Linked DNA regions of Homo sapiens: region 2 is linked to region 1. Evidence: chromatin contacts called from ENCODE Hi-C or POLR2A ChIA-PET data. All regions are on one chromosome and are shown on one strand. The core of a region is the stretch at or near the end of the contact, and the rest is flanking DNA. Distances in the headings are between cores, read along the strand shown. Region 1 holds the start of KIAA0232. Region 2 holds the start of ACOX3 (acyl-CoA oxidase 3, pristanoyl).

Region 1 (5,655 bases), core at 1,590-4,089:
GTGGCAGGTGCTCCTGAGACTAGAGAAATGAAATGAATGATCTCAGACATACACAGGAGACAATGGTTTCTTCTCAGAAAATGCTGAAGGGGGAGTCTACCGCCTCCACACCAACCCTGCCTTAACGCAGGAGTCCTCTGGCCTCATTTGCATTCCCTAGGGATCTTAGCCCACAAGAGGGAGAAAGCTACTGTTCTCCTGAGTTTAAGTTGGCTGATCTCTACCCGGGAGCCTGAAGGAAGGTCGTAGGCAGCGTGGCACACTACAGGGGGTAAGGGGCTCATGCAGAAGAGCCCTGTTCCTGATTGCTCAAGGGAAGGTGGGATTGTTTTCTCCCTGATGTGCACTCTGACTACATCACAGATGATAGTTCAGTCCTGCACCTACAAACTGGCAGGCTCCGTGCTGGGCTCTGGGCATATGAAAATAAGCACCACAGGCAAAATGCCTGCTCTTGTGAGATACAGGTCTTGAGTGAGGAGGCTGAGATGAATGAGGAAACAAACATACAAACGAGATGATCTCAGATACTGATAAGAGCTGTGAATAAAGAAACAAAATATAGCAGTGGCATCATGACTGGGAAGGTTGGCTACTCCAAACTGGGCATCTAGATGTCTCTGGGCAGGTGACATCGTAGCAGGGCCTTTAACAAGAAGGAACCAGCCACGCAGAGGTCTGGGGAGGGAGTTCCTCACAGAAATCAGCAGATGCAAAGGCCCTAAGGTTGGAGTCAGCTGAGACTCCTAGGATTTTTATCAAAATAATTTGGAGGACAGGAGGCTATTTTGTTAAGAAAACAAAGTAAACAAGACACTTTCTTTCCCTAATCTGTCATCTTTCCCCACCAGCTCCAAATCCTATTAATACAAGATAATTCCTACTTAAAAACCTCTTCTTCCAAGAAGTCTTCAGGTTCTACTAGTTCATGGTAGAACTAGTATAAAAACTGGTCTGTGGCAAAGTAATAAAAAAAAAGGTCAATAAACTCTGTGTGTGTGTGTGTGTGTGTGTGTGTCACTATACAGGTGCCAACCGTGTTTCCTTTCTTCAGAACTGAGATATACTGTTATTACTTTTCAAAAAATTTTGCTGTTAATACTCTTTTGTAAAATATGATGTAGATGACAGATATGTCACCAATGTAGCAAAAATCAAAAGCTGACCATCCTTTGCAAATCCCCCATACTTTGGTCTGTGAAATCCTGGAGCCTGGAGGCACCTGTGAACTAGGCTCTGAAGCTCTGCTACTCTCCCCTCCTCTACTCCCAAGTGGCCCTGGATTTCCCATACCCTTTCCATTCTCGACACTGTTTTTAGAGTTTGAGTTCCAGGAGCACAGGGACTGTGCGTTCCCGGCACTGAGCCAGGTCCACAACAAGCACTCAGAAGAAACTGACTGAATGAACGTGTGATTTATGACGATATACATTCACCTGAGCGAATGCTCAGAGAATACAATTAGAAGCAAACTGGTTAAGGGAGACAGTAGTGTAAAGGAAACGAAACCCCATATTTCAGAGCCAGGAGCCTGGGTTCACATTCTGTCTCCTGCAAGAGGTGGTTTAGCAAGGTCAGAAGGCCCTGTCCACTCGGTAGCAGCCAGGCTTGGGTGAAATCACTTTCTTTCAGCCTCAGCTTCCTCACCAGTTAAATGCGGATGACAAAGATTTGTCCCACGATTTTTGTAAAGAACAAAAAGATATGTTCGCAGAAAAAACACTCTGTAGATAGTACGTAAGCGACAGTTCCTCGGTTTGTCCTTCCATGGATGCATGGAGCATCTAGCCAACTCAGCAGATGACCCCTCTCCAGTGTTTCAGCATCTGCTTCTCCCACAAGCCCGTGAGCTGGTGCAGGAAATTCTCCAACAGGTTCTGAACAGAAAAGCATAGTGCCTGGCACCTAGTGGGTGCTGCATAAATGAACAAATGACCCCAGGTAAGTCACTCCTCCCATTGGACCTCTTTCTTCTAAGTAATCTCCCTTCCTTTTCCAGGTCCATGATACTTATTTGCTTTTTTAGAACAGGCCTAGGAGTCACATTTAGGGAAGGTAGGTGGCTGTGAAGACACTTTGATTAAAAGGTTAATGCACATTTTTGGTTTCCACTTTCGAAGCTTCCAGAATTTATTTTTGCCTAGTTAATAAAAAAAGAGCCATGTCACATTTCTTTAGCTTGTCTTCTGGGTTCCTTAACAACAACAACAAAAAATTAAAGTCTTTATTTTAAGCCGCCTACTCCAGCCATCCCAGGACGCGGCGAGGAGGGGGCGCGGACAGGTGGCGCGCGAGCCCGGGAAGGCGGGGGCTGCACCGGGCCGCGGGCGGGGCCGTGCACGCCGAGCCCCACTTCCCCAGCGCGGGCCGGGGGCGGGGCGCGGCGGCAGAGTTCGGGGGCTTCTGCCGAGGGCAGTCCCACGTGCCCCTCCGCGGGAGACGTCTCCTCTCCGACGCCCAGCACGCTGGGGGGCTCCCGCTTCCTGCCTGCCCTCTCTACTGCTTGCCCTCTCACCTCCCAGCGGCTTCCGCCGCCCCGGCCAAGCTGCACGGCGCGTCCCGGGCCCTAGACCCCCACCCGCCAGGCACCAGCCCCGGCCTGTCCCCTCGCGCCGTCAGCCCGCGGCCCACCGCCCGCGCGCGCCCGCAGCCCAGCCGGAGGGAGGGGCAGGGGCGGGGACCGGCCGGCGCTGATGTAATCCCGGCACCCGGGCGGAAGGATATGGAGCGCGCCCCTGGTTGGCGGGGCGCTGAGGCCAGTTGCCGGGTAACGGAGCGGAGCGGCTCCCGGCGCGCCGCCTCCCGCCCTCCGCGGAGTGGCGCTGGGGCCGCCGCCGCCGCTTTACGTAAGGCGCAGGCCAGGGCCGCCCGGCGCTCGGCAGCCGCCCGCAGCCCCTCGGAGCCAGAGGAGAGGCGCCCCCGCCGGCCGCCGCGCCGCCCGGCAGCCTCGGCAGGTACTGCGGGCAGGCGGCGGGGAGGGAGGGCGCGGAGCAGCCCCTCGGCCGGGTGGGCGCGGGCCGGGGAGGCCGGACGCTCGCCGCCGTGGGGCTCCGGGGCCAGCCCGAGGGAGGCCGGGCCGCAGCCGAAGGCTTCGGGGTCAGCCCAAGGGAGACAGGGCCGCCGCCGTGGGCTCTGGGGCCAGCCTAAGGGAGGCCGAGCCGCCGCCGAGGGCTCCGGGGCCAGCCTGAGGGAGACCGGGCCGCCGCCGGGGGCTCCGGGGCCAGCCTGAGGGAGGCCGGGCCGCCGCTGATGGCTCCGGGGCCAGCCTAAGGGAGACCGGGCCGCTGTTGATGGCTCCGGGGCCAGCCGAGGGAGGCCTGACCGGCCCCGATCCTGGTGGTGCCCGGGCGTGCGGGTGAGCTGTGGGCCCTGGGACCCCCGCCCCGACCCCAGGACGCCGGGACACCAGCTTGCGGCTCTTGCGCCCGGGTGGGCTGTGGACGATGAGTCCGCACAATGGGTTGCCGTTGGCTGCCTCCTGCCTGGGGCAGGTGTCGCCGCGCCGGGGCGGCTCTTCTAGGGGAGACGAGGCGGGGGTGCTTAGACTTGATAGGACGTAGAGCCCCGAAAGTGGGCGCGGGAGGAAGGCTTCGGCCGGTGGGAGGCGCCCGGCGTCCCCGGCAGCGGGGTCAGGCCGGCAGCCTGGGCCGCTCGCTCGCGTTCCCTCCGTTCCCCTCCCCTCCAGCATTGTCCTTTTGGGGCCCCGGGAAGGGAAAACCGCCGGGCGGGGGAGGAGGGCCGCAGGCGGGCGGGGCCGGGAGGCCGGCTGAGCGACTGGCGCGCCGGCCTATGGCGCGGGGCGCGGCGCGGGGGGCGGGCCTGGCGGGCGGGGCCGGTGCGGCGCAAGGTTTGGCGAAGGTTACAGCTGGAGCTAGGAGTGACAGGCCCACAGTCATCCGTGCGCTGCGCGGCAAACCCTGTCGCGAGGGCGCCCCGAGTTGCTGCGGGGCCTGATCCGGCTCCTTTCCAACAATACGCGTCTGCAGCCGGCATTTCTAGAGCTCTCTGCTTCTTCCCGCTGGAGAAACCAGTGTGTGTCGTGTTGGAATGCTTCGTCTTGCCCTAGAATTCAGCTTGCGTCTTGTGGTGCGCAGGTGACAGGACCTGCCGAACTCTTGGTACAGACCCCTAAATCATGGCAGAACTGTCTTGATTTCTTTTTTGCCACCTTTCCGTTTTTGTCCTCTATAGGCAAGCTATAAAGATTTAACCCAGTTAAAAACAGGAGGGAGATTCAGCGGAGAGGAGGCATGCGAGATTCTTTGGAAAAAATTATATAAATGTAGTTCTTGCTAATAATTACCTGGGTTGGATACTTTGACTTACTGTTCAAGTTCCTAAGAAGGGATTTTACATTTCTGGGTCTTGTTTTAAAAACTGTTAGAAAGCTCGTGAGGGGGTAGGGACAAGCAGTTTTGGTAATAGGCGATGCTGTGGATAAAACTGTGCGGTAAAATGCCCAAGCTAGATTCTTCCTATGCAAAATAAGACCCGTTCCAGAACACTTTGACCATTTCGTGGACTTAGAATTTAAAGGCGGGTGAGGGCGGGGGGGGAGGAGGAGCGGATTCTATCACTCTGCATCCTCAAGGTCAAATATTCTTCCATCAGTTATTTTGGATTGAACCATTCTTAAATAGGTCTCAGGATCTCTATGTCGCTTCCTTATGACAGAACCTATTTCCGAGAGTGTGCCTTTGCATATCTATAGAAGCTCCTTTCACTTAATATATCTTATAACTCAGATTCAATTGCTGTACTTGCTAAATAATGCATTTTTAATCATTCAAAAAGTGGTTTACAGCTTCCTTGGGTATAATGGTTTTTATGTAAGCCCGTTACATCAGTGAAATGCCAGTTTTTAAACATTGAAGGGAAGGGAGAATATTATTCTTATTTATTTCCATAGGAAGTAGAATTCAAAGTGCAGGTGCTTTTTTGTTTGCTTTGGAGAAAAAGTATAGGTCTTTAACATGACGTTAACAGAAGTCAAATCTAAGGATAATTAGCTTGTTATGCAAGTTGCAAACATTTAAGAAGATCAGATGAATTTTTTTTTTTTTTTTTTTTGAGACGGAGTCTCGCTCTGCCGCCCAGGCTGGAGTCCGCGATCTCGGCTCACTCACTGCAACCTCCGCCCGCCGGGTACAAGCGAGTCTCCTGCCTCAACCTCCCGAGTAGCTGGGACTACAGGTGCATGCCACCACCCCCGGCTAATTTTTTGCATTTTTAGTAGAGATGGGGCTTCACCGTGTTAGCCAGGATGGTCTTTCTCTCCTGACCTCGTGATCCGCCTGCCTCAGCCTCCCAAAGTGCTGGGATTACAGGCGTGAGCCACCGCGCCTGGCTGATTAGATGGATTTTTAACACTTCCAGTGGTAATATAGGGTAATGTAGCTAGCCTACTCTGTGCTATGTTGTACGGTAGCACTCTTCAAAAGAAATTAGATTGTTCTTGTTCTTTATTTTTCATTGTGTGGAAAAGTGCTGAGCCTGCGCTTTGTCCTTGTTTTTGTAGCATTTGACTTGGCAGTTAATGGCTTGTGAGCTAATTTCCTCATCTGTAGAATGGGAAGATTGATGACACCTGTTTCACAGAATAGTTGGGATGATCACTTGAGGGAAGACGTGAAATGTCGTCAAGACTCAAACCCT
Region 2 (5,655 bases), core at 1,353-3,852, 1.7 Mb after region 1:
AGTGCTTGTTTGCACCTTTCCAGGGTAAGTTAAAGTTTTCCCCACCAGGACAGAAAAAGTACAAGAAGTGACTAAAGTATTGTTAAAAGACATTATCCCCAGGTTTAGACTGCCTCTAACTTTAAAGTCAGACAATAGGCCAGCATTTGTAGCTGAAATAGGGCAGGATTTAACAAGACTGTTAAAAATAAAATGGAAGTTACACACAGCCTATTGGCTGCAAAGTTCAAGAAAAAGTGGAGTGCATGAACTGGACACTCGAGCAGCTACTGAAAAAAATATTGCCAGGAAATTCATTTAAGATAAAATCAGGCTTTTGCCTATGGTCCTCCTTCAAGTCAGCTGCACCCTCACCAAACAAACTAGGTATTTACCCTATAAGATTTTGTTCGGTCGGCCACCCCCAAATCACAGGTCAAATTAAAGGTGACCTCCAAGAACTAAAGGAATTAACCTTAAGAAAGCAAATGCAGATTTTAGAAATAGCCATACAAAGTGTTTATAATTAAATACATAAAAATGCCTATAAGCCTGACACCCCTTTAAATCTAGTGACTCTGTTTAAGTTAAAAAGTAAAATCTAATTTTTCTAGGACCCATATAGGATGGGCCTTATACTGTAATCTTTTCCACTCCCACTGCTGTTAAAAGTTGCAGGTGTTGTGTCTTAGATCCATCACAGTCAGCTAACACTGGCAGCTCAGGACAAGTAGACCAGCCAGCAGGACACAGATCTTCCTACCCGGCTGATTCGGAGACGAGACCAAGCTGTTGCTGAGGACGACAGCCCTGCTCTGGTCACTCCGGAGGCTGACCAGTCTACACACGGCTGAAGCTTGAAGAAACAACAAGCCCGGCTCTAGTCACGCACTGGCAGCTGAATAGTCTACGCATGGCCGAAGCTTGAGGACTTGTCAAGCAAGTAAACGTAGTTAAAAATCTTAAGACTAATAGTTTTCCTGTAATACTGTTTTCCTATTGTTCTGTCACTGTATTCAATCTTTTTCCCAGGTAAGGACCTCTTTTGTCCTTGCTGGATACAAATATGCTGTATATTGTTTTGTTATTGTTACCCCCCATAACCATGCTAGAAGAAACACCTATATAAGGTGTCCCCATTGTACACATACTACTTAGTCAGGAAACCCAGACCCGTCCAGCCCAGCAACAATTCCGAGTCTTTAAGTCATTCTTTAAACACATAAACCAGAAGTTACAAGAGCCTCCTCCTTTAGCAAAACAAACAAACAACCTATTTGCTCAGCTGGCTGAAAACATTGCCAGCAGCCTAGACGTTTCTTCATGTTATGTTTATAAAAAGGCTAACATGAGAGACCAATGGCCTTGAGAAGCAAAAGATTTAATGCCTCAAGATTACTTTAACTCTTTCCCCAAGCAGATGCCAAGTTCAAGCATTTGGCTCTTAAAAACTCCTATTATTAAGAAATACTGTGTTGCTTGCTAGGAAAAAAGCTTTTAAGACCCAGTAAAAAAACTAACCTGCTTAGGACATGACAAAGTTGGCACATGTGCCTGTACTGGTTTAACACAGGTTTGATCCTAGGTCTTTATTTAAAAGATAGTTTCCAGCTATAAGAGAATTTAAAACCCTCACTGCAAGTGTATTACATAAAACACTATCACTCTGTCTCCCAAAGAGACTCAAAGTAAAAATAAAAGCGAGAACTCCCACTAATTTGTGAAAATTCTCAAAGGAAGGGATAAGGAGACCACTACTACTCCTGCTGCCCTCCTCCCTGCCACCTTGCCTAGTTCATAAGACAGGAGGAAAAGAGAGAAAGCAAAAAGTTAGAAAGAAACAAAAGTCAGATAAATAGCCAGACAACCTTGGCACCACCACGTGGCCCTAGGAGTTAAAAAAAATAATAATAATAACATCAACCCCCGACCTAAACTACTTGTGTTATCTGTAAATTCCAGACATTGTATGAAAAAAGCATTGCAAAACTTTCTGTTCTGTTAGCTGATTCATGTAGCCCCCAGTCACGTTTCCCATGCTTGCTCAATTTATCACGACCCTTTCACGTGGACCCTTAAAGTCGTAAGCCTTTAAACAGGCCAAGAATTTCTTTTTTGGGGAGCTCAGCTCTTAAGACGCAAGTCTGCCGATGCTCCCGGCCGAATAAACCTCTTTCTTCTTTAATCCGGTGTCTGAGGAGTTTTGTCTGTGGCTTGTCCTGCTACAGTAGGTGACAGATGACTTTCATCCCTCATGGGACAACGTTACATCATTCTTATGAAACAGCCATGGCTGCACTCAGACTTAGGAAGGCACTGGCTGTAATGCCAGCACTAAAAGCAAACCAGAACCCAAGTGGAGAAAAGTTAGCTTTCATAAGAGGACTCATCTTTTACGTTCACAAACTTAGGCTCCCTGACTTTTATCGGTAATCAGTACTGAGGACAATGCGTTCCACACCCGCTGGCTGGCTGATGTTTGATTCTGTAACTATACCACGCCCAGAATTCTCTCAAAAGGGAATAAAACACAGGTCAAATTCCTCACCCACACACTCCACAGTTCAACCCCTGCCAGGGAAACCAAAAGCAGGAAAGGATCTCCAGCGGCGCCATTCTCATTTCCGGTCCCAGCACCCCGCCTCCATGACGTCAACGCGCCGCGCCACCGGGCTGCGTCATCTCGGCGCGCCGCTGCCAGGGCTGTACACCTGCTGGCTGCCATGGCTGAGGTGGGCCGTACCGGGATCAGCTACCCAGGCGCGCTTCTCCCACAGGGCTTCTGGGCTGCGGTCGAAGTGTGGCTGGAGAGGCCGCAGGTGGCAAACAAACGGCTTTGCGGCGCCCGCCTGGAGGCCCGCTGGAGCGCCGCCCTGCCCTGCGCGGAGGCCCGCGGCCCCGGGACTAGCGCAGGCTCGGAGCAGAAGGAGCGGGGTCCGGGACCCGGCCAGGGTTCCCCCGGAGGGGGCCCGGGTCCCAGGTCGCTATCAGGACCCGAGCAGGGCACGGCATGTTGCGAACTTGAGGAGGCCCAGGGCCAGTGCCAGCAAGAGGAGGCACAGAGGGAAGCCGCCTCAGTGCCCCTGAGGGACTCCGGGCACCCCGGCCATGCTGAAGGAAGGGAGGGCGACTTCCCCGCCGCAGATCTGGATTCGCTTTGGGAGGATTTCTCCCAAAGTCTCGCCCGTGGCAATTCGGAGTTGCTGGCCTTCCTCACCAGCTCCGGGGCGGGATCGCAGCCAGAGGCGCAGCGTGAGCTCGACGTGGTTCTCAGAACCGTCATCCCGAAAACTAGCCCACATTGCCCCCTTACAACTCCCAGGAGGGAAATAGTCGTGCAAGGTAAGAGTGTTTTGATAGTGGACGGATATGATTAGATAAAAAAGCATTCATAGAACCTCGGGTCAATGAAAAAGTCCTAAGGGTACTAGTTCCTCTGCGATGTCCTAGGGAGGTTGTTAGGTGTTTCATAGTTTTTTGAGTGGGCGCATAGAAATGTGTGTCCTTAGTACAGAAGATGGGATAATTGATTGGGGTGGTGTCTGGAAGGCTTCAAAGAGACAGTGAAGGACTAGCTGGATATTGCGTAATACCTAGGAGTTTAGCAGGTAAAGCTGTAGGTGTAAAAGTGTTGGGGACCAGCCTCAACACCACCCGTAGGGTACTCAAAGTCCGGTGGCGACGAAGGAATGAGACGAGACAGGTTAAGAGTGCATAAAGATTGGGGGCCAGGGGGCCAATTGCAAAATGGAGGCTGCCAAAGCCTGGGAGCTCTGGTCTCCACACTATTGAGTACAATCACTTAGATCTAAGAAGCGGACGTTCGGGGCGAAAGGGTGAAAGGGAGACAGTGCATCATACATGTCATCTATAGCAGTGGCGGTTTAAATGAATCTCCTTTGTGCTCAAACAGCGTTATCTTTAACTTGTCGGAGAATAACCAGTGGGAGCGTGCTTAACTAGGAGCCTGCATGTCTGACCACATTGTAGTGATTCAAAGGAGTGTCTTTCTCCTTGAACACAGTGTTTATAGGTAAGACAGTAGGTCTCGCCCAGAGCATGGGAACATCATGACAATAAGAAGGCTTTCCTCCTCAGAGGCCTCTTGTGGCTTTCCACAACTTATTGTCTCATATTTTTATGGCCAGTTTATACAGGCATGCCATAAGCCTTTTCCCCAACATAAAGAGAGCTATTTATGCTGAGACAAATAACTGTGAAAGAGCATAGAGACTGGATGGATGGGAACCTACTAGTCCTCAGCGTTCGTTAAATCTCTGGCATTTATTTTTACTGCCCGTGACCTTGACACTTCAGCCTCAGCCACTCTTACCTGAAACTTTATTCAGCAGCATGTGTTTCGTATTGCCACTGTAACAAATTACTGCAAATTCATTGGTCAGTACAAAAAATTGATTGTCTCAGTTCTGTAGGTTAGGAATCCCCATTGGCTCTGCTGGTTTCTCCGCTGTGGGTCTCTCTCACGAGGCCAAAATCAAACAGCCTGCCGGCTGGGCTCTTATTTGGAGGTTCTGGGAAGGAATCTGTTCTCAGGCTCATTCAGTTCGTTGGTAGAATCCAATTTTTTATGTAGGACTGGGGTCCTTGTTCCCTTGCTGGCTGTCAGTTGCTGGAGGCTTCTTTCTGGTTCTTTCATGCAGCTTCCTACATCTCAGAGCCAGCAATGGGGTTGAATTCTTCTCATACTTGGAATCTCTCTGCCTTCCTCTCCTGCTGCTTCTCTCCTCCGCCTCCAGCCAGAGAAAATTCTCTGCTCTTCGTGGCCCATGGAGTTAGGCCGGGCTCACCTGGATAATCCAGAGTACTCTTCCTCTTGAGGTCTGTAACCATAATCATGTTTGCAAGTGCCCCTTTTGCCATATAATACAGTATATTCACGAGTCCTGGGTATTACGGCATGGACACTTTTGGGAGGCTCTTCTGCCTACCTCAGGCAGCAATTGCTGGGAGGTACATAGTCCCCTCTGATGGCTCCCAATACTGTCTGCCTCTGTGCCTTTGTAAGACTCTAGGTGTCCTCTCCTCCAGGGGGCCTCTCTGCCAGTCCAGTCTAGTTTAGGAGTTCTTCCAGCTCTTATCAACTGTGTTCTAATCTTAACCATTTTACGTTGTCCATCCACTGGACTGAGGATTGGAGAGGCAGTGCCCGTGAGGCCTTCATGTGTAGACTTCGCTGAACAGAGGGGTAGGACAGAATTTTTTCCTTTCTTCCTCTCAGGGAGGCAGTTTTCCCTCTCAACAAGGAGTACGTTTTCAGGATTGCTTTCTATATTCAGTTCCCGCCAGGAAGGCTCACCAGAGGACTTGTATCCTCCATGGAATATAGACAGCCTGGCTTTGAATTTTGGTCTTGCCAATTACAAGCTGTATGGCTGTGGGCAGGTTATAGAGCCTCTCTGTGCCTCAGTGTCTTCATTTGTAAAATAGGATAATAATAAAATATCTTGGAGTTGCTGGAAGAGTTAAATGGAATTAATACATTGTAAAGTGCTTAGAATAGTTCCTGGCACATGGTAAGTGCCTAATAAATGCTAGCTGCTGTTTGTGTGAAGTGGAGATGCTCTTGCAACTTTTGTATATTTCTTGGCCCTATTCTGGGTAAGATCACGAAGGTCTTAAGAGTAATGTGACTGTTCGAGACCAGCCTGGCCAACA

The links. Hi-C counts contacts between places; a loop is a spot of excess contacts on that map. ChIA-PET counts read pairs that join two places held with the same protein, here RNA polymerase II (POLR2A). Pooled maps may share reads with other maps.
Region 2: a loop to region 1 is called in a map of naive thymus-derived CD4-positive, alpha-beta T cell, with 20 times the contacts of the local background. The contact joins the promoter of ACOX3 here to the promoter of KIAA0232 in region 1. A Hi-C loop is called at or near these places in 1 of 168 maps with a recorded cell type or tissue (naive thymus-derived CD4-positive, alpha-beta T cell), 1 of 37 single-sample maps with no recorded cell type and 8 of 50 pooled maps. POLR2A ChIA-PET finds 5 or more read pairs at or near these places in 1 of 52 experiments (GM12878).

Annotation. Positions count from the first base shown.
Region 1 is chr4:6,779,888-6,785,542 of GRCh38, forward strand. It overlaps KIAA0232, which reads left to right and starts at 2,840. Exons shown (of 10, transcript NM_014743.3): 1 at 2,840-2,954. RefSeq lists silencers at 2,220-3,099, 3,160-3,929.
Region 2 is chr4:8,438,121-8,443,775 of GRCh38, forward strand. ACOX3 (acyl-CoA oxidase 3, pristanoyl) reads right to left here and starts at 2,603. Exons shown (of 18, transcript NM_003501.3): 1 at 2,528-2,603. TRMT44 (tRNA methyltransferase 44 homolog) reads left to right here and starts at 2,657. Exons shown (of 11, transcript NM_152544.3): 1 at 2,657-3,321. The coding sequence starts at 2,703. RefSeq lists enhancers at 2,491-2,730, 2,549-3,282 and silencers at 2,751-2,960, 3,011-3,070.